Linked DNA regions of Homo sapiens: region 2 is linked to region 1. The links are chromatin loops, found by intact Hi-C in ENCODE. Cell type or tissue: IMR-90. All regions are shown on one strand. Links, peaks and the distances in the headings refer to the core of each region. The heading gives the core; the rest is flanking DNA. Region 1 holds the start of LINC01475 (long intergenic non-protein coding RNA 1475). Region 2 overlaps GOT1-DT (GOT1 divergent transcript).

What was found. Hi-C counts contacts between places; a loop is a spot of excess contacts. Peaks named below come from ENCODE experiments on the same cell type or tissue, not always from the same donor. Only the 100,000 strongest peaks of a DNase experiment are listed, where the experiment ranks them.
Region 2: a loop joins it to region 1, with 2.2 times the contacts of the local background. A loop is called at or near these places in 2 of 110 quality-filtered maps.

Annotation. Positions count from the first base shown.
Region 1 is chr10:99,523,893-99,532,227 of GRCh38, reverse strand. LINC01475 (long intergenic non-protein coding RNA 1475) reads left to right here and starts at 1,051. Exons shown (of 5, transcript NR_120618.1): 1 at 1,051-1,216; 2 at 3,544-3,638; 3 at 4,107-4,422; 4 at 5,534-5,605; 5 at 5,762-5,878. In IMR-90, for the core only: no CTCF peak of the experiment used is centred there; no DNase peak of the experiment used is centred there; H3K27me3 peaks cover 7,181 bases.
Region 2 is chr10:99,448,092-99,456,426 of GRCh38, reverse strand. GOT1-DT (GOT1 divergent transcript) reads right to left here. Exons shown (of 5, transcript NR_183993.1): 4 at 4,430-4,642. Among named protein-coding and RNA genes, the nearest start is that of GOT1-DT, 21 kb to the right of the region's middle. In IMR-90, for the core only: no CTCF peak of the experiment used is centred there; no DNase peak of the experiment used is centred there; H3K27ac peaks cover 857 bases; H3K27me3 peaks cover 2,748 bases.

The DNA of each region.
Region 1 (8,335 bases), core at 106-8,105:
TGCCCTTGTATCCCTGGCAGCAGCCGCACAGAGCAGTATGTGAAAGGAAGATAGAGTTATGACTAAACTTTGGTATTCGACAGCTCTTGCTTGGCCTAGTCAGTGTGTGATCTTCGGCGTTTCTAAGTCTGTTTTCTCGTCTATAAAACGAAGGCAGTAATACCTTTTTTGGTTGTTGCTAGGGTTGAATGAGGCAAAACATGCCAGAATCTTAGTGCACGGCCTCACGCGTGTTAAGCGCTCAGTACGTGTCAACGACTGCTTTTCTGTATGGGAGGTCAAGCAGTGTTTGTTGACTGCATTGGTGGTGCGTGGCTGGAGTGTGGCACATACTGAGAGCAGGATCTGTCCTCACAAGGGAGGTGACCCAGCCTTGGCAGCCTTCTTTTCCACCTATTGAAATCAGGAGCCTGAATGTAGGCCTTGCCTCTCCGACAGGCTTTTAAAATTTCTCTACCTACACGCCTTCTGGCACCTTCATGAGGCCCTGGTTGTTTTCTGGGGGAGTCTATACAGTCCCCCACAGATTCTGGAAACTCTGAGCTGGAAACTCTGGGACCATCTTCTCCCACAATAGGCATTTGCTCGCTACCAGGCCTAGCCCAGTGAGGAGCAGCGGGCGCTGCTTTGAGGGCCACAGAAAGACCCGTGTGCAGCGCTGGCCTTAAAAAAATAGGGAACGGTTCCAGCTCAACCGTGGCTGTCCTCATCCGGCCCCAGCCAATCCAAGCATTTTTTGGCGGTCAGGATGGCGGAGCTGAAAGAGACCCGTCTCACCTGGAAGGGGCAGGTGAAAGGTGCAGGGACGGTGGACATTGCCTCCGAGCGGCATAAGACACCGGCTGGGAGTGGGTACGAGGGTGGAGGGCTGCCACGCGGGTCCCGCAACGGCGACAGGAGTGGGTGCCCAAGGTTGAAGGGAGAAAGAACAGCCTGTCGGGAGGTGGGAGAGGCGGGGCTCTGCAGAAGGGAGCGGAACTGTTGTGGAGAGGCAGCCCCTGGGTCCGCCCGGGGAGCTGGGATGCCGCGCGGGCCACGTGCGCCCCGGAGTACTTAGGGTAGCGGCGGCCCGCAGGCAGTAGGGAGAGACCCTCTGTGGGCAGGGTCTTGTGCTGGAACCGCCATTCCTCAGCCACAGGGGCGCCCGGTGTCTTTCTGCTTTAAATCCTGAAACTATTGACGCCCCAGGCGGAGACCAGTGTCTACAAACCAGGCGGTGAGTCTGCAGAGGGAGGAATGTGCCTGGTTTTGCCGTGGATCCCGAGCGCTCGGGCACAAAAATTCCGAGGTGGGGGCAGAGGGGTGCACGGCACTGCGGGGTGGCGGACCTCGAGTGTGTGTGCATCACGGTGGCCGCCGAGCATAAAAGCAGGAAGCTGAGCTCCAGCGCCACTTCCCCACCCCACCTCCGGGGCAAAACTGTCTCAGGGGAAATGTTTCTGCTCTCTTCTAGTCCCCAGTTTTCTTCTCCTCGGTGATTTCATGATTCTGGAAAAAGAAAAGGAGAAAGGCTATCGAAACAATCTCTCTCTCCCCAGTTTCCAACCGAAGCCTGCATTTCTCCTTGTTACATTCCCTTGCTTCCCATCTCGCTTCGCTCCTAGGCCTTTCATAAATCTAGCCCAACAATCCAGGTCTTAAAACTGCGACCAGGACAAAGCGCCCCTCCAGCGCCTGATCGCCAATACACGCCCACAGACGCTCTGCAGCCGCCGGAGCCCACCAGGGCGCCTCTGTGAGCTCATGCAGGGGGCTGTCTCCTCCCCACCAGCCGGCCCACGGGTGCCCCTCTACCCCAAATTCCGCCGCCCCAGCCGCTCCCGGGCCAGGTACCTTGCGCCAGGCCTAAGCGGTTGTCTCTTGAGGACCCTGGGCAGGTTGCTCCTCAGTAGGCCACCAGGGCCTGTGAGGACTTCCAGGCGAAGGGGCCTAGCGGGCGGCGCCTAGACCTTATCGCCGCTTCCTTTCCTCATACCCAGCCCAGTGTAGTGCTGTTCCAGCCTGCGGAAAACCTCTATCCGCTACCGCATCCCTAAGGTTGATCTGAGTTTTATGCCCAGAGCAGGAGTTTGGGTTGTCTCCAGCTACCCCCTCAGTATTGTTCAGACTCCCTTGGTCTGGTTCCCCAGTGGCGTGCTTCCCCGCAGGGATCCCCGCCAGGCCAATCTCATCTAGGTGGCCTCCTTTTCCCGCGCGCGCAGCCTGTACCCTCGACGGCCGCGGGCCTGAAAGGAGGAGAACTCGAGAGCCGTAGTTGTACAGCAGCAGTCGCTCCGCAGGAGTCTCTTATCAGAGTGGGATCTGGTTCCAACGCCTATCCAGTTACCATCGCCTTCTGGGGCATTTGCATTCTCTTGTCTGAAAAGTAGATCTTTGAAATCCTCGAGCTGTGCTCTACTAATAATAGGTTTTCGTTCCAGACAGTTTAGCTAATTACTGTCAGATAAAGTAAGTATGGCTGCATCCATGGAAGCGTTTGATTTTATTTTAATCGAGTGTATCTGCCTTCCTACCCTTTCATCACCTCATACATTTATACAAGCTCTCTCCCCCACCCTATGATTAAAGATCATCAGTAAATGGTGGCAAAGTCCTTGAAGGGGAAGTGCTGTATAGATGCCTAAACGTCTGTACCTTTTTTTTTTTTTAAGGAAAACCACATGCTAGCCATTACAATAAATGCATTATCAAATGAAAAATGTGACAATTTTTTGAAAACTGTTAAGTGTTCTCATAGCTGTTATTGTCTACACAAAGATTGCTTAATGCACATATAAATATAGGCAGATAATGGATAATTTTAGTTGTAAATGCCACTGCTTATCCCGTTGTCTCTCAACTTTTCAAATTGTCATTTAATTATGTAACCAAGGCTGCAAACAAGTTGAAAGTTATCGTGGCTTTCTAATCAAAATGTAACAATGTAACACTACAATCAGAAGAGATTTTTCTATTAAAGCCTGAAAAAATCATCCTGTGATGAACTCAGATAGCCAAAACATTTCAGGTGAATCTTTTCATTTTTTTAATTGCTCTCCTAGAAGTTTCATTTTCAATGTCAACTTATGAGAGAGAGACTCACTAAATGGGTTTTTGTTAATTTGTTGGTGGTAGTGATGGTGGCGGTGGTGGTGGTGGGTGTGTGTGTTTGTGTGTATGCGCAAGTGTGCTTTGCTTTGGTTTTTTGTTAAGGAATGTTAGAAAGCTATCCATTTTTTTTAAAGCAATTCAGAAGCAATAGCATTTTAATTGCGAGACGGGTGAATACATTTTGTGCTTTTAATGTCAACTAGGTTAGTGAGTCCTAGAAGGCATTAAACTGTTCTAATTTCTTGGGAGGTTTTTTTCTTGTCGAAGGAATTTCATAAAAGAGATTTTGAAATGCTGTTTTAAGCACTAGTTTGTTTTGCATGTGTTTGCAGGAATGCCAAATTTTCCTAGATTTTATTTGGAATTGAGTTTTCTAAATTAACCACTATTTCTCTTTCCTGGGAGAAAATTAGTCCGAATACAGTAATTTGTATAGTTCCTTGTAAATTACAGGTCCTTGCTGAGAATGTGACTTTCGATTTCTCAGGGAGAGGACTTCACAGCTATCTTTGTGGATCTGCCCCTCCAAAAATTTTAAAGATAAAAAGGTAAATTACCCTTTCTTTACCAAAACCAGTTCTGTTAATAAAACATGTCGAAAAGACTGTATCTTTGTTGAATGAAAATCAATTCAATATTTTTTCAAACGAAAAACACCTAAATAAAGGACTCCTGTATACAGACATTTATTTGTACTGTTTGCGTGTGCTATTTGGGCGTGCAGTGAGCAGTTTTAACTTGAGGATTAAATTGGAATTCTGAATGCATTCCTTAACTTTTTTTGTTGTTGCTAGCGTGCTTTTAACTTTCTGTAGCGAAATTTCAATGTGTATAAACTTTTAAAAATGTAATCTGACTTCAGAAGAGCGGCTGCTGTCTTGGGCAAATTAATTCATTCGAACCAAAGCGGCTGCCTGCTCTGTGCGGATTGCTGATTTTTAGTAGTGGGGTAACAGAGAAAGAAATGTGGTTATCGCGTTCCAAGAAGCAAGAGAGATTCTTCGTGTCTCTTCCAGCGCTATCTACTCGAAACTGTCTGCTCTCAACCGTAAACCGGCTCCGTGGGATCTCAGCCTCCTAGGACGTAGAAAGCTTCCTCCAAATCTCCCCGGGGGTCACGTTGGCACAAACACCTTCAAACCGTCTGAGAACGAAAAAGACCTTTCTCACTTGGAAAGAAACGTTTACTGCAGTCTTGTTTAAGTAACATGTTTAAGTAACGTCTTATGCGGCCTTCGCCGCGTCCAGCCTGGAGGTCCGGGCCTTCGGTCGGCACTGGGAGAGCGATCCCCAAGGTTCCGCTAGACCTTCGCTGCGTCAGCGGACGGCCAGGTCTGCGGGCCTAGCCCCCCGATTGCCCTTGGCCCCTGAAGCTGCAGGGACGCCCAGCCATCACCACTGCCCCGGCGCAGTTCCTGCTCGGCTCGCCTGACCCTGCGGAGATGTGGGGGTCGGGTGGGGCCGTGGGCTGCTGGCCTTGCTCAGAATCAGCCAGGGAACAGCAGAGAGGGCCGAGGCACCAGGCGGGTGCGGCGCGCCAGGACGCACGCCACAGGGGTCAGAAGGAGTGGCGCTCCCTAGGAACCAGGTCCAGGCTCTGGACCTCGCAGCCTCGCCTGCATGTCAGGTCGGAGTCCCCGGTTCGGTACCTCCAGGTTGCAGCGACTGTAAGGGCCCCAAGCCTCATTGTGCCCTGCCTGGTACTGGCGCCCCGTCTCCAAGCCCGTGCACGTAGGGCCTAGCAGTGCTGGGCTTTTTCCTGGGGCATCTCTCTCCATCCGCCCGCCAAGGGCCTGGGGCCCTAGCGAAGAGGACTAGGGAGACTTGGTTGGCCCGCACAAGGTGGGCCTTTGTCCTTGAACCTGCCTCTACGTTCTCGAACTCCCCTCCACCTCTCCGCACTCCTGCCAGCCAGAGGCGAGGACCTTCTTACCTCTTGAGGCTCGCCACATCCTGAGGCCAGGCAGAGCTTCTGAGTCGGGGATCCTAAAACGCGCGCGCTCTTCCGCCTGCAGTCCTCCTCCTCTCCCTCACTGCTAGCCTTTTTCCCCTCGTAGCCCCTTCCTCTCTGACGGAGCCCATTTTACTCTGCCACCCCTTTTCCCTTCTGCCCTTCCCCCACTTCCTTTCTTCCTCACCTCCTCCCCCATCTCCTCAGCTTCCTTTCTTACTGTTTCCACTCCTCCCCACCTGTTTCCCTCCTGCCCATTTTCTCACTCTTCCCCTCATCTTGTTTCATTCCCCTCTTTTCTCTCCCTTCTTACCCCCTCCACTCTGATGCTCTCAGGCTTTTTGATTGTGGCCCCTGCAGATGTTTGATGTGAAGGGAATCAGGGCAGCACAGGAGGGCTTCGCCGAGGTGGGGTGAGACTAACTGAGCAAGACTCCACTCCTGAGCCTCACATTCCTTCCCCTATCCCACCCCTCTGCTTCTGACCCTCAGGGCTGCTCAGGAAAATGCCCATGCATCCCTGGGCTTGTGAAAGGGAAGCTACTCTGTGCCCTGTTCCAACTGGTAAGACCTCTCCCACCTCCCAAGCCCCCACTCCCCCATGGCCTCAGCAGTGGGCCCTAGCTGGTCTGTGGGGCTCCAGGTGGCAGGCTTGGCTGCCCTCCCCATGGAAATCCCCACTCCAGGCAGATCCTTCTCCATTTCCTTCTATTGTGGCAGTCTGAAGAGAACCAGAACAGAGCTGGAGGTGACCATGAGGCCTGGGCCCCAGGCATCCCTGAGAGCAGATGGGGGCTCCCAGACCAGGAACACCCACCCCCACTGCACCACACACAGGTGAGAGCAAACTGACTTTCCTTTCTTTCCCAACAGTCCCACTTTAGACTGGGGGTTGTATTGTCTTGAGATCACCCCAACTGGAAGGTGTTTCAGAGATTGCCTTAAAATGCAGGGGCCAAATCTAAGAGAAAAGAGTGGGGTCCCTGGCTTCTCACACCAGCCAAGGACAGAGCACTCTAGCTGCTCTGGGTCCACCAATAATCTCCTACCTTTTCCCTAACTGGGGCCAGTGGGGGCCACTGAGTCACTGGCCTCCTGAGAGGGGACTAAGTCTCATGCATTCTCCCCTGGGAGCTGGGCTCCCCAGATGCATGGCAGGCAGCCAGCCAGCCACCCTCTACCTTTTACCTTCCAGCTGCAGCCATACTTTTGAGATTGGTGGCAGTTTCATCTCCTGAGAAATATAGGTTTCCAGTAGGTGGATAGAGACATGATATAAATGTTTCTACAGACATGTCTTTCTCCTTGAATGAAGAGGAAAGTGCTTTCCTGTGTAAACACATTAGTGAGTGCACATGTGGATGGGCATGGGGAAGAAGGCACTCAGGACTCCCCATAAATGTAGACTCCACATTAGGGCTCTGCTCTTTCAGATCATGTGGTCATTAACACAAGGCTGGCCAACACTCATTCTAAATTCCCTCCCTCCTTCCCCACCCACCCCGCCCCACAATAATGTGAATTACTGGTAGTGACATGAGATTTGGAGAGAAATGTTTATATGATCCAAGATGAAAATTAAGTTCCATGACTATCAGATGCACTATTTCTATAAGGCAATTTATGGGATCATTACAATTAGTCTTGTACAAAGTAGTTCCATAAGGGCCTGTCTAAGCTGTAGTCAGAGAAGAGGGAATAGATTTTATTACCAGAATTGTAATGACTGTGTGTGTTGTTGAAAGTAATAAAACTACATTGAAATATTCTGAAATTTAGACTTTTAAAAACTCCATGTGTCATGCCCTCCACATTAGTATAGTAGAAGGGTGGCCTGTATGTATATATATGTATGTATTGTGCCCCCACATAAGTGAGCATGTACACAGGCAGATGTGAATATCTTATACCTCCCACAACTGGTAAGTCAGTAAGCATGCATGTGAATGGCTGTAGACAGACCTCCTGAGCATTCATGTGCAAAGGTTGCCCCGGTGACACCCTCCTCTGCAAGGAGAGTCCATAGATGAGGAGGTTGAGTTTGGGATGGGGCCCAGGGAGATGTTGCTTTCTCTAAGTTATAATCATAAGTCATGCCTCTGTCTTGGGCTGGAGCACTGGCCCTGTAGTCCACCAGATCTAGGTGTGGAGTCCTGCTGTTTTTGTAGTCTTGTGACTTTGAGCCAGTCTTTCAACCTTGTTAAATGGCTGTTTTCTCACTTACAAAAGAAGATAATAATGGTGTGGACTTTATAGGCCTGCCTTAAAGATTAAGAAAAGCACTTACAGAGCGTTCCACACCTATGAGAGGAGAAACGGTTCTTGCGGTGGCGGCTGGGGGTGTGCGTGGTGAGGGGCGGTTGTTAGGCACAGAGGTGCCGAACCTCTCCTCTAGCTGAGCAGAGATCGGCGGAGAGTTGGGTTCCCAGGCCCTCTGTTTTCCCACTTAGAAAAGCATTATTTAATTGTCCATCAAATTTTGTGTTTTTGGGGGTCTTCAAACAAGGACACTAATTCTTAATCATTAGTTTTAGGAAATACTCTCAGAATGACCAGCAGCCTCCTCTCAGCCTCCCCACTCCCCCAGTAGCCACTCCCGACCCTCTGAAGCTAAAGCAGCCGCAAACAAAACCCGCACTCCAACCCAGCTTCCCACTCCCACAAATGCATCATTTTTAGCTGCTGTAAACAAATCCCTGAAGTCTCATGTCATTGTTATCGTGTTGAGATAAAGATCTGGCCAATTAGCCTCCCCGCTGGAATGCAAATAAATCAGCTGCTGGGGACCTGCCCTGGCGGTGGGTGTCCCTCTCTCACCCAGGCCTTGCCCTGCACCAAACTGTGCCCTCTCTCCTTTTACCTCTGCGGTGGGTGACAGCATCTGGCCATTGGATTTGCCTGGTTTCTTATCTCTCCGCTTGGCCCCACAACTGCTGTGTGACTTTAGGCAAGTCACTTACCCTCTCTGAGCCTGTTTCCTTTCCATAAAGGAGTTACTGGCGGCTACCTTTTAGGGTTGGTAGTGAGTGGCTGTAACAATAGAAATAATACAGCTGACAACAATAACATTAGCAATCCCACCACCAATGACCATACGGACAGAACTAGCTACTGTTCATGGCTTTTCTACAAGCACCAATGGGCTCAGAGGTGAAGAGCCTCCCCTCCCCACCCAGCCCCCACATAAACTGGCAGACCATGGTCAAGAGACTTCTACTGGGCTGGGAGAGTCCGCTGTCTCATTGGGTATGAAGATCCCAGAACATCTCCAGGCTGCTGTAAACTCTTGCTAAG
Region 2 (8,335 bases), core at 240-8,239, 76 kb after region 1:
AGAGAACAGACAGGTTAAAGCAGGTTGGATCACAGATGACACGGTGAGAAAGGACCCATAGGAGCATGAGTTCTTGAAAGTAGTGTTAAAATCAGAGTGAGATGAATCTGGGGACCTCAGTTCTCTTGCAATCAATCTTGACTCATTAAATGGATTATGGCTGATGCAAAAAGGGGACTTGTGAAGGCAGCCTAGTAATGTGCCTCCAAGCATATAGTATTTGAATCCCAATCTGTCACAAGCTGCCTGATAGCAGTAAAGTATGTAATCTTTGGGCTTCCACTACCTCATTTGTAAAGTGGGGATGACAACAGTACTTGCTTCATTTGGATGTCATGAGGATTAAATAACTTGGCAAAGGTTACACGCTTAGCAGTACCCAGCACCTAGAAGGTGCTCAGTACCAGGCAGTGATGATTATTATGAATGCGTAGGACCTAGAGTTGCCACATTTGGTTTGTGCGTTCCTCAAGGGCAGGTTCTATGGTTTTGTCTTTAAGTACTCATCAAATTACTTAGTTCATCACCCTTATTGTCGTTAATAAAATAACTCTCAGCTACTTTGAAACATGGCCTCTGCTTCCAATGGCGACTACTGTCTGATACCGAGCAACCTCTCCGTGGACCTGGAACCAATTCTTCCAGATTATTTCCACCAGCAAAGAGATAGCTGAGCCATGGCAATGTGCACAAGCTATCACGTGAGTCATCCCTGTGCCCATCACATACCGCTACACTATTCCCTGGACCTCAGATCCCAGTAAAGGCGACAGTAGGGAGTACTTCTGAAAGCAGAAGTAGAGAATTGTGGACTCAGAGGGTTGGAAGGGATTTTGAAGGTCCTCCAGACCAACCACCACACAGTAACAGTAAAAGTAATTAGAGTAACGACAAGCAGGAAATGGAGAGTAGTGAAGGGAGGAAGGAAGGGAGTCCTCCGAGAAAAGGCAGTGTAAAGGCCCTACGGTGGCACAACAGAAGCCTTGCTTCTAATTATGAGGTTATCAACTGTTCTCCTTTAATTTGGGTGGCCTGGGATCCCTGGGGAATAGACAGGACATCTCTTCTTCAAATACTGAGGCCTCTGGCTGAGAATTACTTTTGAAAAGAGGCAGCTAGCATTTCTTGTGTATGTTCTCATCAGATAATCTTAGTTAAATTATAGAGATTTATAACTTTTTTTAACCTTACTCTCTTTTGTGTGGCTTTCTTAGTATGTAATGCATGTTACCATCTTTCTTTCTTTGCAGTTTTTAAATGTTAAGGCTCTCTACATCTCATACATTTAGAGTAGAATTTTTTTTTAAAAAAACTCCCTTCATTTTCTTGTTTTCTCTACTCTGCCTCTTCAATTCTTTATATTCTGCCCCTTTGCCATTGTCTTCTTTATTTATTTTCTTTTGTCTTATTCTCTGTTCATCTTGCTCTAATATTGCATATGAGTTTCTATTCAGTGAAGGTTTTCATTGGACTGTTGCTATGGGCAGAAAGTAGTTAGAAAGTATCTTCAGCCCATGACAACTCCATCTGTTTATAGAGAGGGAAAGCTGGAGGTTCAGCCCTGGACTGGAAACCAGGATTCTGGCCCTTCCCTTATTGTGTGGCTCTGACATTCCCTTAGTGCTTTCCATTCTTAGGTCTTAGAATTGAAAAGAGAGAATAAACTAGGGCATTGCTCAGTGATGCGTTCCATGAATCACCTTTTTACGAAAGTCTTAGAAGACACAGCTCCACCATTCAAGGTGCAAGATGTTCCAGGCTGATATTATGCTCTCAGAGAACTAGGTGTCCTAGCTGAAGCCCAGTCTCTGCCGCTCTATTGTCCACAGGCATTGTGACCTTTGTATTTCTGGGTAGGCTTTGCTTTAGAATCAGAGACTTTGTGGGAAAGGTTCTTCAAAGTCATGCAGTCCATCTAGCCATCTGATGTCTGAATCCCTGAATCCAGGGAAGGGAAACTCCTGCTTCCCAAGGCAGCCCAATTCATCCCATGGCCAAATAATAAAGCTGAATTTTCAGAGAAAACATCTCTATGTGGTTGTTTGCTTAGCAGACCCTCCTTCCATTAATTACAAGGTTATCAATTGTTTTCCTTTGATTTGAATGGTCTGAGACCCCTGGGGAATAGATAAGAGGTCTCTTCTCCAAATACTGAGGTCTCTGGCTGAGAATCACTTCTGCAAAGAGGCAGCGAGCACCTCTTGTGGATAATAGCTAGTCTTAATTTTCAGTAGTCATGGCTCATTTCCTTTCTATTAAGGTTTTTGCTGGGTGCAGTGGTGCACACCTATAGTACCAGCTACTTGGAGGCTGAGCATAGGGTGGGAGGATCACTTGAGCCCAGGAGTTTGAGTCCAGCCTGTGTAATAAAGAAAGACTCCATGTAAAAAAAAAAAAAAAAAAAAAAAAGAAAAGAGAGAGAGAGACAAAGGGCTTTAAAGTTATCAGAATACTCAATTAATATTGCATTATTTTTCTTAAATTTAGATATGGAGGTAAAAATGTGTCTCTAGTGCATGGATCCATGCTCATCATCCATAGCATGTCAATGATAATAGCTAACACTTCTATAATAGCTTCCACTTCTATAGACACTAACAATTCTAACACTGTTATGTGCTAGGCACCATTCTAAGCATTTTGCAAAATTAAATCAAGAAAATGTCATTTTTCTAAACAACTTTCCTTATTTGCTTCCCTCCAGGGGCCCAGAATATGATGCCACACCAACAAAAGAAATAATCTGATGTCGTCTAGTCCAATACCAACTTTCCAGATAAGTGTCAGGATATATGCCTCACTGAAGGCCACACAGCTATTAGGGGCAGTCAGATCTCCTGGCATCTGGGCCAGAAAATACCCTGAGCACTTCAAACATCTTAACAAGAACAAGCTGACTATTCGTAACCAGGATCAAGTAAGGTATTTTAAGAACCTGAAATTATTTTATCATAAGAACCAGTCTCATTTTGCTCAACATGTGTGCAATACTCTTCCACAAGATGGCAAAATCACCTTTCTATTTTTCTGAATTTTTTTCTTTAAAAATAAGCCCTTCTTTGAATTTCCCTTTAGGCACTTGTATCATCGCTCTTTCCATTTCCCAGGCTCTTTAAAAACCTTCCTTATGTAGCCAAGTGAATTTTTATTCAAGTTAGGACAGGGGTTTCTGGATTGGGGGCAAAATAGTCATTCGAATTTCTCTACAATTGACTCTCTTATCAGAACTGACAAACACAGTTTGGTTGACCTATTCAAGATCTGTTGGATCTTCCTCCTATGTGGCTTGTGGTGAGGGATCTAAGAGCAGTGGAGGGAGATGCCAGAGAGAGGGAAACCCTGAGTAGAACAGGGACAAGGATGGCATCTTAGCTGGCTGCATAATGAACAGAACACATCCTTAGAGGGAGAGAAGAGCTGGCTCCCTGGCTGTTTGCTTCCATGGAAATCCATCTGATACCTGCTTCTGGGGCTGACCAGAAGCACCATATGGAAACTCACTGACCAATTCTGCTTCTCAACATTTCCTCCCAAGAATCTCTGCCTGTGCCCTCTCCACATTTGGAACCAGGCCTGGCAACATCAATAAAGATGAAAGACTTTAGTGTTCTCAGAACATGGGGATATTCTAAGTCAATAGCAGTTTTTCAATAACAGTTTGATGAATCAGTATGTGGATTACATAGAATATTCTAAAAATCATGTTTGCCTGCAAGAAGTGACAGCTTTATAAACAGCATGGACATGGATGAATGAGTCAAATTCACTTTAAAACATATGCTAAGACAATATCAAAACAATTTTGTTGTATAAGATATTGTCCAGAATGTATTCATTGGGTTTGAGCTTCTTTTAATTTTACAAAGAAATTATTATAGCTATATTTGTTGGGGAAAAATACTGAAGATAGATTGGTTGATTTTTAGTTAGGTTTTGGGCAAAACATGTTTTCTCTAATTATCTGAACTTTTCTCCACTTTAGTAACTAACAAGATGGGATTTGTATGGGTTTTAGAGTCACACACACCTGGGACTTACAATTGTGGGAGCTTGTTTATGTTACTTAACTCTCTGAGTCTCTGCCTGCTTACATGTAATAGTACTTATCTCACAAGCCATGGTGAGCTTCAAATAAGATTTTGCACATAGAATATATTTGTACAGTACTAGGTATACAGATATTCTGTAAAGGTTTCTCTCTCTCTCTCTCTCTCTGTGTGTGTGTGTGTGTGTGTGTATGTGTGTGTGTGTTTGAAGAGAAGAGGAGGAATTGAGTTGAGTATGAATTGGAGGACCGTTCCAGAAATAAAGGATCTGTAAACATCATAAGTAACTAAAAACCAAATACAAACCCAGAAAGGAACAGAGATGAGAAATAGAAAAAAGAAGTTTGGAAAAATGCTGTCAACAAAAGATATTTATTAAATACCTGCATTTAGGGTCCTTTGCCAGGTAACCAATGTATGGGACTGAAGGATAGTTCTTGTCCTCGAGGAGTCTTTAGTCCATTTGAGGATAAAGACTTATTCATGTGTAAAAGACTTAATTAAAATGCAAAGGAATCATTACTGTTGCAGTTGAGAGGAGAGAGCAATCTCTGTATTTATCATGTCTTTGGAGACCATATAGAAGTTCAAGGGTGCTGTGGGCAGAAGGAAAGGGCAGATGTGAACATTTTGAAAGCACCAGCCTGATGAGTCTGATGACAAAGACTCACAAATGTCTACACATTTAGTTTTGTTAAAACAGCAGCGGTGAAAAATTATCTTAACAATCTCGGAAACAACAGAAAATCCCCAAACAATGCTAAGTGGGGCCTGGTAGCCTCGCTGCACTTATGCCAAGGGGGAGGGGATGGGTGGACTAGCTGAAGATGTTCAGTGCTTACTCCTGGCTTCCTTATTCAGTCTAAGAGACACCGACACCGTTTGTAGAGTTATTTATCCAGATCCTCTTTAAGCTCCATTTCTTTCTCTTCCCAGCAGATCCCTGGAGAGATGCCCTTTCAACCCTCCATCTCTGCTAAATGCCTGTTGGATCCCAGCAGTGGAGGCTGCTAGATGGTTGGATTTACTTAGAACAGACTATTATGAAGGTCTGTTAGGGTTGGTGAAAAGAATTCTAGACAAATCTTCCAGGTTAGAAGATAAATGACAGCTCTTCCCAAAGGTATTCCCATGAGAAAGCACAGCCACCATCCTACAGAGGGTTAATAGTCTCCCCCATCTCCAACCCCCAACTTGCTGTCAGAGATCAGCTAATCTGATAATTACGGCAACAAACACAGTTTAGACAAACAAGACCTGACCCTGAGGGTTTGGAATGAAAACATTTACTCTCTCCCTCCCCAGAGAGATGGTGCCTGGAGCATACACACAGAGAGACACTGGGAAAATACCCTTGTACTGGAGCAACAGGGTGAAAACATCTGTGTTCCTGAGCTGCTTAGGAAGATAAAGTTGCTGGGGAGGCGGCTCGGGCGGGGGAGGCAGGAGGAGCGGGGAATGGTGCAGTCCAGGGGTGTGCATTTTGGAGCAGATGGAAAATGTACCCCCATAACTGGAGATGTAAGCAAATTATAATTGATTTTACAACAGAGACAGAGTGAGAGGAAAGGTACAAAGGACACTGATGCAGGATTTGAGTGAAAATCTGGGGAGTGGCTAACAGAAGAGAAACAGCTTAAAACACCAAAGTAGGATTTATTCCCGAGAGCAAGAGAGGAAAGATCTTCACAGCAGTCTTGATTCTAAGCAAATCTAATATCTGCCTGCCAGTGAGGAAACCCAAGTTCTAACAGTCTAAGCTGGCCAGTCATCCTCTTCCTATCCCCTAGTTTAGCTTCTAAACTGAACAACGTGCCCTTTCCCCGTCGCTGCCTGTCCTCAAAAATTATCAAGCTATTTTTCCCCTTTTACTTATAAAAGCAGCTTCCTAGAAGAAATCTTTCTGGGTTGCTTAAACCAGAGATTGTGACTTGGATCTGCCTCAACCTGGAATTCCAACAGTTATTCCTTTCCCAACTCCAGCCTGAAGTTTCCCACATATCCCCGTCCTAGCAGCCACACATCATTTCGGTTTTGCCCATGACTGAGGGTGAGTCAGCCGGCAAACACTCCTTGCCCCTTAGGATTCTCCAAATTAGATCTAGGCATCCACATCCTTGGGGTATTTGCAGATCGCATGTATGGATGCACCAAGCTAAGAGGATAACTGCTGTGACTGATGATAGGATCAAGATTTTAAATGAATTTCATAAGCTGAAAGATGGTCTCAAATCAATAAGAATGCACCAGGAAAAAATGCAAAGCACTGCATTTAGGCCCAAAAATCAATTGCACAAATATAGGATGGAAAACAAAATATAGACCTACAAAACAACAGTTGAAAAAACAGACCAGTTTTTGTTCTACAATTGGCTCAGTATGAGACAGCAATTAATCTATCTGCTTAAATAGTGAATGCAATCATAGTAGGTATTAATAAAAGTATTGTGATCACATTAATAGTTCCCTATGTTCTTAACAAGGGAAAGGTAGGATAGGACTGAACAAATCTTTTTTTTTCTTTTTTCTTCCAACTTTAGCTGTTGGTTGACCAAGTACATGGAGTCCTGTAGGCTGTGCAGAGCAGTTTTGTCTTTTGTTTTGATTTCAGGTTCAAGTCCCCTATTGCAATCTATACAAGGTCCACCTTGGCAATTGTGAGTGGCTCCCACATCCTGTTTATCCTGTTTATCCCACTTGCTCCTGTGTTTTGAGGCTCAGTTGGCTGCTCCTCTGCTAGTCTGTTGGAGAGTCCTCTACTCCCAGAGACAGAGACACCTCTTTCCAGACAGAACAGTTCCTCACACACACCATGGTCATTTGTTCATTCATATATCCATGGAACATCCACTATGTGCCAGGCACTGTTCCAGGAACTGGGGATTCAGTGGTGAACAATAAAGACAGAGTCCTTGACCTCATCAAGCTTCCATTCTCATGAAGGTAGGCAGGCCCAAAACAAAAACTTTAAAATGTCAGAAAACGAGAAGGTATGAGAAGTTACCTGGTACTTGAAAAACCTTCCACCTTCTGCCTAGACTTTTCAGAATGTGACTTCCTGCTTCCTAACCCAGCTCAAGTTCCACTTTCCCCTGGGAGGCAGAGAACTCCTCTGAGCCGTCATCATCCCCAAACTGTTGCCCAGGGGCTTGTACCACATAATTTAGCACTTAACTGTGCTCTAATTGTTTCCCTAATGCCAATTTTGCTTCCCCAACAGACTGTAGGAGACTGTTAGCTCTTTGAGGTTATAAGATATGCCTTCAATTTAAATATATTTAGTCAAGCTCTAGCTAGGATGCTCTTTAGAGGGAAATGAAAAGCACAGTTCAAACATGACTTTAGGTTTTTAAGCCGATTCCCAGTTAACAGAAGAACTTCTTCCTGTGCTCCTGAAATCCTCTAAAATAAGAATGTAAAGTTAGGACAATAGTTTGTTTATTTGCTGAACTTACATCCCCCAAAGAGTCCTAGACTCTATAAGGAAATCTTTAAAACAACAAACATACCTTAAATCAGGCAACAGCAAGATTAGGAGGGACCAGCAGGAGAGAAACATCCAACAAGCTCAAAGAGGGAGAAAAGGTAAGTACAAAAAATGTCAAATTCCAAAAAATGCTTAGTTTAGAGTTTAGCCCAAAATAATGTTCTTCTGGGCCCCCTCACACTCTGTGGAATCAAAGCAGGCCAAGAAAACCCAGAAACAATACAAATGGTCATCAGTAAAAGACTGGTTAAAGAAGTAATGGTGCCTTCATACCGTGGGCTGGTATGTGGAAAAAATTAAGTTGGTAAAGCTATATACACAGATATAAAAAGTTTGATCATTATATAGTTTAAGAAGCAAGTCTCAGAGCAATATAGATAATAGAATCCTTTCAATTTAAAAAGTATTTGTATATATGTATGTGTATATGTGAGTGTGTGTGTATATATGTATATATATATATATATGTGTGTGTATATATATATATACCAAATTGTTTGCCATGGATATTTCTGGTAATGGGGTTACAGGTAATAGGTTGGGGGAGACAGGGGAATTTAATAACTTATTTTTGCTTTATATACTTGTGAAATGTTATATATCCTACACTTGTTTTATTTAGAATGAGCATTTATTGTTTTGATAAAACAATAAACAATAGAAACAACCAGAGCATTCATTGATCTTTCTTTTGGAGAAGACACACATGTTGTAAGGAACATGTTCATTACTACTGTTTGGTTTGCTCCTTGGAGAATTGTGGGTGCCTTTTGCACCTGTGGGAGCACTTCTGGAGATAAAT